Linked DNA regions of Homo sapiens: region 2 is linked to region 1. The links are chromatin loops, found by intact Hi-C in ENCODE. Cell type or tissue: PC-9. All regions are shown on one strand. Each heading gives the region's core, and the rest is flanking DNA. Links, peaks and the distances in the headings are about the cores only.

The links. A loop is a pair of places that touch in the nucleus more often than their neighbours do. Peaks named below come from ENCODE experiments on the same cell type or tissue, not always from the same donor. Only the 100,000 strongest peaks of a DNase experiment are listed, where the experiment ranks them.
Region 2: a loop joins it to region 1, with 2.5 times the contacts of the local background. A loop is called at or near these places in 2 of 110 quality-filtered maps.

What each region holds. Positions count from the first base shown.
Region 1 is chr17:72,386,888-72,391,141 of GRCh38, forward strand. No RefSeq gene overlaps it. Among named protein-coding and RNA genes, the nearest start is that of LINC02003, 46 kb to the left of the region's middle. RefSeq lists enhancers at 1-270, 271-770. In PC-9, for the core only: a CTCF peak has its summit at 2,262; a DNase peak (open chromatin) is centred at 2,454; H3K27ac peaks cover 2,500 bases.
Region 2 is chr17:72,150,133-72,154,386 of GRCh38, forward strand. No RefSeq gene overlaps it. Among named protein-coding and RNA genes, the nearest start is that of SOX9, 31 kb to the left of the region's middle. In PC-9, for the core only: no CTCF peak of the experiment used is centred there; DNase peaks (open chromatin) are centred at 1,629 and 2,409; H3K4me3 peaks cover 1,036 bases; H3K27ac peaks cover 1,971 bases.

The DNA of each region.
Region 1 (4,254 bases), core at 1,020-3,519:
CCTCACTTCCAACCTTGCTCACTATTTTGCAGGCCACCCACTCTCTGTTTGCATGGGGCCTCTAACCTTGAAACCCGACACCCTCCTTTCAGGAGCCACCCATGTTTAAACAAATAAATACCCCAAAGTAACCCACTCCCTGGTGGTACTCAAATAAATGGCCCAGGAAGGAGGATGGGGGGAGGGGGACTCCTGGGCCTCCTATGCCACTGGCCTGCCACAGAGCATCCTTGGGCCACTGCTATGCACAGGGCCACATAGAGGGACAGCATAGGTGAGGGGAGAGTTTGCCGTCACTGGAATTCAGGAAAGAGGAGGCAGAGGGATGGATGGTGTCCAATCAAAGATGAAGATCTGGCCCAGCATGGTGGCTCATGCCTGTAATCCCAGCACTTTGGAAGGCAGAGGCAGGTGGATCACTTGAGGTCAGGAGTTTGAGACCAGCCTGGCCAACACGGTGAAACCCTGTCTCTACCAAAAATACAAAAATTAGCCAGGCATGGTGGTCGGCATCCGTAATCCCAGCTACTCAGGGGGCTGAGGCAGGAGAATCACTTGAGCCTGGGAGGCAGAGGTTGCATTGAGCCGAGATCGCACCACTGCACTCCAGCCTGGGTGACAGAGTGAGAGTCTGTCTCAAAAAAAAAAAAAAAAAAAAGAAAGAAAGATGAAAATCTTTGAAACATGCGCGGAGATTCTCTGTAACTCCCAGTTACTCAACCATAAGCCTTTAAATTCCTCTGGCCAGGGAGGGAGAGCTAAGAACCATTTGGTGGGTGGAGAGGAACAGGGATCAGTTATTTGATGAGTCAGAAACGCTTAAATGTAGTTCCGAGACTCTGCAGTTCTCACTCCTGCAGTGAGAAGGGGAGGGGTGGAGAGAAGTGGGAGAGGGAGACCCACAAGTCCAAAAATCTCCTTGTCTCTGGTTCAGTGGCGAGAACCACTGAAATGTCTTTGTTTCATGGAACGTGGAAAGCTAGGAATAAAGTCGCTGCTTTGTCACGAGTCAGTTGGTCAACGGAGTTGCTGCTATATTATTTAGGATATTTTAAAATCCTAAAAAGGATTTTAAAGCATAAGGAAGAAGATGACAATGGTCTGCTTCAGAGCTGTGGACAGCTTCCTATGAAGGAAAGGAAGGAGAAGAGATGTTCTCAAGGGTTGGCCTAGTCAGTTTATAGATGAGCAAGGAAAGTGTGAACTAGATTATACTAGAAAGCTGGCCCCATCCCCCTAAGTGTGTAAGGAAGTGAGGAGGAAAAAGGAGACCACGTTTCAAAAATAAACACAAACCCCAAAATAAACACTGTTAATGGAAGTGACTAATCAAGGGTGTGCTGAACTTGGTGGTTATTGATAAGATACAGGGAGAAACGTACTTGGAAAAAATAACAGATCCCCCCTTACCTTTTGGTAAATAAAGTGTTGGGGAGAAGGTGGGGGGATTAGGGTTCGGACTTGGTTCAATGCTGCAGCAGAGGTTTAAGACACAATTTCTCAACCTTAGCACTACCAACTTTGAAGGCTGGATCCAGACAGTTGTGGGGGCTTGCCTTGTGCATTCTAAGTTGCTTTTTTTTTTTTTTTTTGAGACAGGGTCTCACTCTGTCACCCAGGCTGGAGTGCAGTGGTGTGATCAGAGTTCACTGCAGCCTCAACCTCCCAGGCTCAAGCCATCCTCCCACCTCAACCTCCCAAGTAGCAGGGACTACAGGTGCATGCCACCACACCCGGCTAATTTTTTTGTATTTTTCGTGGAGATGGGGTCTCGCCACGTTGCCCAGACTGATTTTGAACTCCTGGGCTCAAGTGATCCACCTGCCACAGCCTCCCAAAGTCGTGGGATTACAGGCCTGAGCCGCCACACCTGGCCACTGTAGGATTTTTAATGGCATCCCTGTCCTTTACCTACCAGATGCCGGTAGGACACTTGCCCCTAGCTGGGACAACCAAAAATGTCTCCAGACATGCAAACAACCGCTGGATGGGAGTAGGGGGACAAAATCACCCCCACTTGAGAACCACTGGTTTATAATATGGGGCATAGCTCCTCTCAGTGAGAGATGGCTTACCATGACTTAGGGCTTGGCCTAAGCAAAATTTGAGGCTAATTCAGCATCTGTACTGCAGGCCTAGAATTTGTCATTCTGCGGCACTTCTCACTGTAGCCTGTTTTCCCCCTCCAGGGCCTCTGGCCGCTCTGCACTCCTGGCAGTCGGGGAGAAAACAATGAAAGGATGTGCCAGAGCCCCCATGCCCACCTTTGGCATGTATGGCTCTGTGGGTGCAGGATGGGTGAGTAGAGGTGCCTTCCTGCAGGGGGAGTGGAGAGACAGCAGGAAACACCATATCTGCCTGGAAGCTGCAGCCCCGTGTGAGGCCACAAGTCTAGTATCGTAACCCCTGGGGATGGATTTCAACCCCCACTCACCCCATCTGGCCTGGCACCTGTGGGCATTATGTAAACCGCAGCCCTGATTGTACGATGACTCAGCTAGAATGTACCCTTTGCAGTTGTCCTCATCCTCTCTCTTCGTATCACTGAAGAACAGAAGACCAGAGAGGTGAAAAGAAAGTCTACAGTGGCTAGCTGTTTGGGTCCGGATGAGTTTCCTCTTACTGCTGCAACAAATGGCCATAAACTTAGCAGCTTAAATCAGGACAAACCTATTATCTTCAATTCTGGAGATTAGAATTTCAAAATCGGTCTCAGTGAGTCAAAATCAAGGCATCAGCAGGGCTGTACTCTTACATAGGCTCTAGAGGACGATCCGTGTCCCTGCCTTTTCCAGCTTTTTCTAAAGGCCACCTGCATTCCTGGCCTCATGGCCCCTTCCACCATCTTCAAAGCCAGGACTACAGCATCTACAAATCTCTGACTCTCCTGCCTCTCTCTTAAAGGGACTGTTGAAATTACCCTGGGCTTAACCAAGAATTATCTCCCTGTCTCAAGAAACTTAACTTGATTACATGTTCATGGATTCCAGGGAGCAGGACATGGGTATCTTTGGGGACCATTATTCTGTCTACCACATGGACAAAGCCAATACTCAGCTCAGATTTCCAATTCCAAGTCCAGTGGGTTTCTGCTTGGGACTGCACTGAGAGCAAGACCATACGCACAGGATTGCACAGAAGAGCTGGCATTTTGGCTTTTATGGGAGAGGTCTTCTCAATGGTCCTCCTTAAACGACTCCAATAAGAATCAGAAATAAATACAAGAGCCTTCTCTTTTTTTCTTTTTTTCTTTTTTTTTTTTTTTTTTTTTTTTTGAGACAGACTCTCACTCTGTTGCCCAGGCTGGAGTTCAATGGAACAATCTCAGCTCACTGTAACCCCAGTCTCCCGGACTCAAGCGATCCTCCCACCTCAGCCTCCCAAGTAGCTTGGACTACAGGCATGTGCCACCAAGGCCAGGCTAATTTTTGTAATTTTTTTAGTAGAGATGGGGTTTGTTATGTTGCCCAGGCTGGTCTTGAACTCCTGAGCTCAGACGATCCACCTGCCTCAGCCTCCCAAAGTACTGGGATTACAGGCGTGAGCCACCATGCCTGGCCCTGAGCCTTCTTACCACGAAAACAGAGGCCGAAACCTGTAGATGTCTACTAAGGCCGTCGGTCATTAAAGCAATTATTGCCAGCCAAGAAAGCCTTCAAGGCCCACCGCAATCCAGATAGGCTAGCCAGGAACCTCCATGGAGTGAGCTATAACATGATGGGGTTTTATTCAATGGAGGATTTGTCTACTGAAGGAGGGAGGAACACTTGACTGAGTCAACTCAATAGTTCAACAAATGTTCTTTCAGATTCTGACCTAGGTACAGAATGCCAGTGAGAAGTAAGAACAGCCCTGGGCCTCACAACCTGGGGCAGTGGGTGTTGCTCTCATTGTCTTCACTTTATAAGTGAAGAAACAGACTTAGATCACAAGGGCAAGAGCAAAGGAGTCAGAATTAAACTCAGACCTGCCTAACCCTACAATTTGACTCTTAACTGTGTCACTATTTGGAATTCCATGGGACCTGTATTAGTCTGTTCTCATGCTGCTATGAAGAAATACTCGAGACTGGGTAATTTATGAAGAAAACAGGTTTAATTGACTCACAGTTCCATATGGCTGGGGAGGCCTCAGGAAACTTACAATCATGGCAGAAAGCACCTCTTCACAGGGTGGCAGGAGAGAGAATGAGAGCCAGCAGGGGAAATGCCATAGGCTTATAAAACCATCAGATCTTGTGATAACTCACTCACT
Region 2 (4,254 bases), core at 652-3,151, 240 kb before region 1:
GGAACAGGGATAGAGGCATGTAGGGCTTTGGGGGATTAGTCAGAGCCATCAGTCACCTAACACTTGAAGAGATCTTCTAAAGGAACAAGAGACAACGGAGTGGAAGGAGAACTATCTAGAGAAGAAAGGAAGATGGTAATAGCTAACATTCCTTGAGTATCTACAACATGCCAGGTATGTTCTAGGCACTTCGCATGCCTTGTCTCAACCAAACAACAGCCTGATGGGGAAAAGGCACTAATATCTCAATTTTACCTGTGGAGAAACTAGGGCAACAAAAAGTTAAGTCAAAAAGTCAGTATCAGATAGTTGGTAAACAGCAGAGATGGGATTTGAACCCAGATAATCTGGATCCAGACTCTGCCCTTGAATTCTCCGGCCTCCCCAAGTGTGGTGGTGTTGGAAGTGAGATAGAGCAGCCCCACTGTGCCAAGTTTTAAGTCTTTCTTCAAGGGCGTGCAATGGAAACACTACAAGAGAACGGCTTGCACCGAACACATTTTCAAAGTCCTTGAATAAAGGCTGTCTCTGCCCTTTTTCCTGGGCCCTACTCTCACCCTAAACCTCGGTATCTTCTGCCCCACCTGCTCCCACACGGTGGCTTCTCCCCCAACATCTCCAATGACAACTAGGTTGGCAATATTTGGGATCCATTTGTTTTCGATTATACTACACGCACTCACACCTCCTCCTTGGTCATTTCGTAAGAGGTCTGGAGAGGTTTTGGAAAGCATTCATTCCTTCCACCTCATAGAACCTTCTCCTTCCCATTAAGAGTGGCCACCCCAAGGGTATATTCCACTAGGAGAGGGGCTGGGGCTTCCACTGTGAGAAGGAGGAGGGGGAGAAGAGGGAAAAGAGGGAAGAAAAATGGAAAAGGAGGAGGGGAGGAGGGGAGAACAGAGAGGAGGGGAGGAGGAGAGGTCGGGAGAGGAGGAAGGGGGAGGGGAGGTGGGGAAGGGGAGGAGGAAGAGGTTGTCTCCTCAAAGGAAGAGGCTTTTCCCATGGAAATGCACTGTGGCTGGTGCCCATTAGCATCCCTATGCATAATAAGGGTTCAGCCTATTGTCATGCAAATTAATTCAGATGACAACACTCTCTCCTCGACAACACTGCCCCAGCACAAGGAAGTTTCTCACACTGTCTCAGCCAATACTAACCGGCCTCTACGCCATCTTTCATAATTATTTTTCTCCCCTTCACTCCTGCAAGGTTTGTTCTCAGCTACATCCCCCTTCACTTCCCAGCTGCTGTTGGCTCCTTTTCATCCCGGAACAGTCAACATCATCGCCATAAACAAAATACAATGTTTTTTAAAAATGAATCAAAACCAGGGGAAAAGTTACATTTCAGATCAATGCTGAAAACGAAGAGTTTGACTAAACAGAGAAACCAAGTAATTTCCAGGCTTCCACGGAGCAGCGACTCCTCTGTTCCCTTTTCCCATTGTGGAAAGATTCCAAGCAGCATCTCTTCTCTCCGGCAAGCAGCATTCTCCTGTGGGTCACTCGGGCCCTGATAAGACAGATCCTCTGTGTTTGACTATAAAGCAGTGACTCATCCTTGCCATTGTTTGTCCTGCCGACCTCTTAGTCCTGGCCACTGACCAAGTATTCCTGCTTATCCACATCAGCAGGCTTAAGTTCAGCCACCAGGCCACTGCCACCGGCTGAGGCCAGTTTTTACCCTGAAGCGAGTCCTCTGTCAACTCTAACCCAAGAGCCAAGAGAAAGAGCAAACAAGGGTGGCTTCAGACCAAGCCAGAAGGAGGTGACGGCAGAGCTACAGCTCATTCGTGCTGTAGGCGCAGCCTCTAAACCCTCTTTTCACCTCTCCACCCCATGGATATCCAGATACTTTGTCCCTAACCCTTTACTGGCCTGAGCATCTGATCCCTGCAGCCTAAAGTTAAGAGCTGGCACTCGCTCTCACTTCTGTAACTATGCCTTCTTGTTCTGTACACAGCACACTAGACTAGTTTAAAGCACAGTTCCAGGTTCTGAAGATCGAGTTCAAATCCTGATTGTCTATTTTCTAGCTGCACAATCTTAGACAAGTTACTTACACTGTGTGCTTCAGTTTACTCATCTATAAAAAGGAGGTAACAATTGTTACACACCTCCCAAGGCTGTTATGATGATTAAACACATAATACATTGAAAGTGCTGAAAACGATGTCTGGTATGCTGTAAGCATTTTAAATAAAATGTTAGCAAGGGTTATTAATTAATTTTCCCAGACTTCACCTTTTTTTTTGGTTTATCTGACTTACTCCCCTTTCTAATTGAGCCAAGTTCACTCCTCTACTTATTGCTTCCAACCCTACTCCAGGCAGCCCCGTTCTGGTTTCTTTTGCTGTCCAAAATGTTTTGCAACAATAAAATGCATAATATCATGCAGCATTGCTAACACAGAAAGAATGTGACCCAGAGCCTACCCTTGTCCCAAACACCAAACTGGTCCCTGACAGTCCTGACATTTCTACCACACATTTGAGTAGATGAGGTAAGGAAAGACAGGGGCAGAGAAGGACACAGTAGAAATAAACTGCAGCTTACACATTATCTGAACAACAGAAAGGCTTTGTAGCCAGACAAATTATATGCAAATTATATGCAAATCTGAATGTAAATACTTTAGGCCCAGGGAGAAAATCCTTGAGGAGACATTCCCATTCCCTTCACCCTCACTTCCCAAGCTGCATTTTCTTTTCTGATTGGTTAGTCGGGAACTCATTATGAAGATTCCAAGGTGCATATAATTCTCTAAAGAAGTTCATTCTACCTGCTTGTCAGGGGTCAGAGGCTGAAGAGACCTCAGGAAGGCAACATTACTGCAGCTTACACCTCCAACCGAAGGGAGGGCTACGTCCATTCAACTCCAAGCCAAGACAAAGAGGAAACGGCCTGGATGGCTGTGGACTAGCTAAGAGCTAAAGAAAGGACAGACCCCCTCAGGGACCTTGGGCTGGGCTGGACAGGGTTACTTGCCTGGGGAGCTAGGTGGCACGTTTCTTTTCTTTTTTTTTTTTTTTATTATTATTATACTTTAAGTTTTAGGGTACATGTGCACAATGTGCAGGTTTGTTACATATGTATACATGTGCCATGTTGGTGGCACGTTTCTTAATTTTGGTTAGAGGACATGCACTTGCTGAAGCTCACTCTACCAGGATTTGCTCACATTGTTTTAGGTATTTGACCAAATTTGAAAGGACGCATACACTAATTTGCTTGGAGGTGGGAGCAGAAAGTGGAAAAGGGGGGAGAAAAACACAGCTACTTCATTCATTCATTCAACAGAAACTTCCTGGGGCTCTACTGAATGTTGGGCAGCACCCCCAGCCATTACGTAGGAGCTTTCATCTAAGCTTCTCAGAAGCTAAGCATTCCACACTGAGAAAACTCAGTCTCAGAGGGCACACCTTGCTGTAAGTTTAATGCCAGCATAGTTGCTGAAAGAAAATCAGATCTATAACTACATTGCTGTCATGAGTGAGTGGTTATGGTTTACCTCTGCTTTCCTTGACCCTCCCATTGGAAATGTCCCCTGTTCCTTCCCTTCCGGGTGATGATCATGCCTTATATTTCACAGAGAAGATGGAAGCCATCCCCACTAAACCTACAGATGCAGCCCCACTTTAGTCATCTTCTCCTCCTCCTTCCCTGATGCTTCAGGGGAAAACAAGTCCCTTCTGCTATCAAAGACCAATTGCTCCAAATCCTCCCCAGGGACCTGCGGGCTCAGTTAGTCCTCTCTCCGGGGCACCTTCAAACTCCCTTTCACTTCTTGAGCCTTCTTGTCTGCATTCAAACAACAGGTCAATCAATATATTAAGTGGATTACCTGCATCATGCACTTAGATTAATGCTTGTTACATAGCAGGTGTGCCTAAGAGTTTCCTATAATCATTCTATGAAAAGCTGATCAATCTTACTAGTATCGGGAACAGGCATGAAACACCAATGAGATTTCATTTTTTTGTGCAAGAGCAGCACTGTCTGGCAGAACTTTCTGTGATGGCAGAAATGCTCTGTATGATCATTGTTAATATGATCGCCTCTAGGGCAATGTGCAGTTATCAAACATTTGGAATTTGACTGGTATGGCTGGGGAGCTGAATTTTTTTATTTTATTTCATTCTAATCAACTTATATAGCCATACATGCATAGTGCTTACTGTATTAGTTAGGTAACACTGTTCCAAATATCTCGCAAAAACTTTAAAAAAATTGGCATTACCCAGCATGGCAG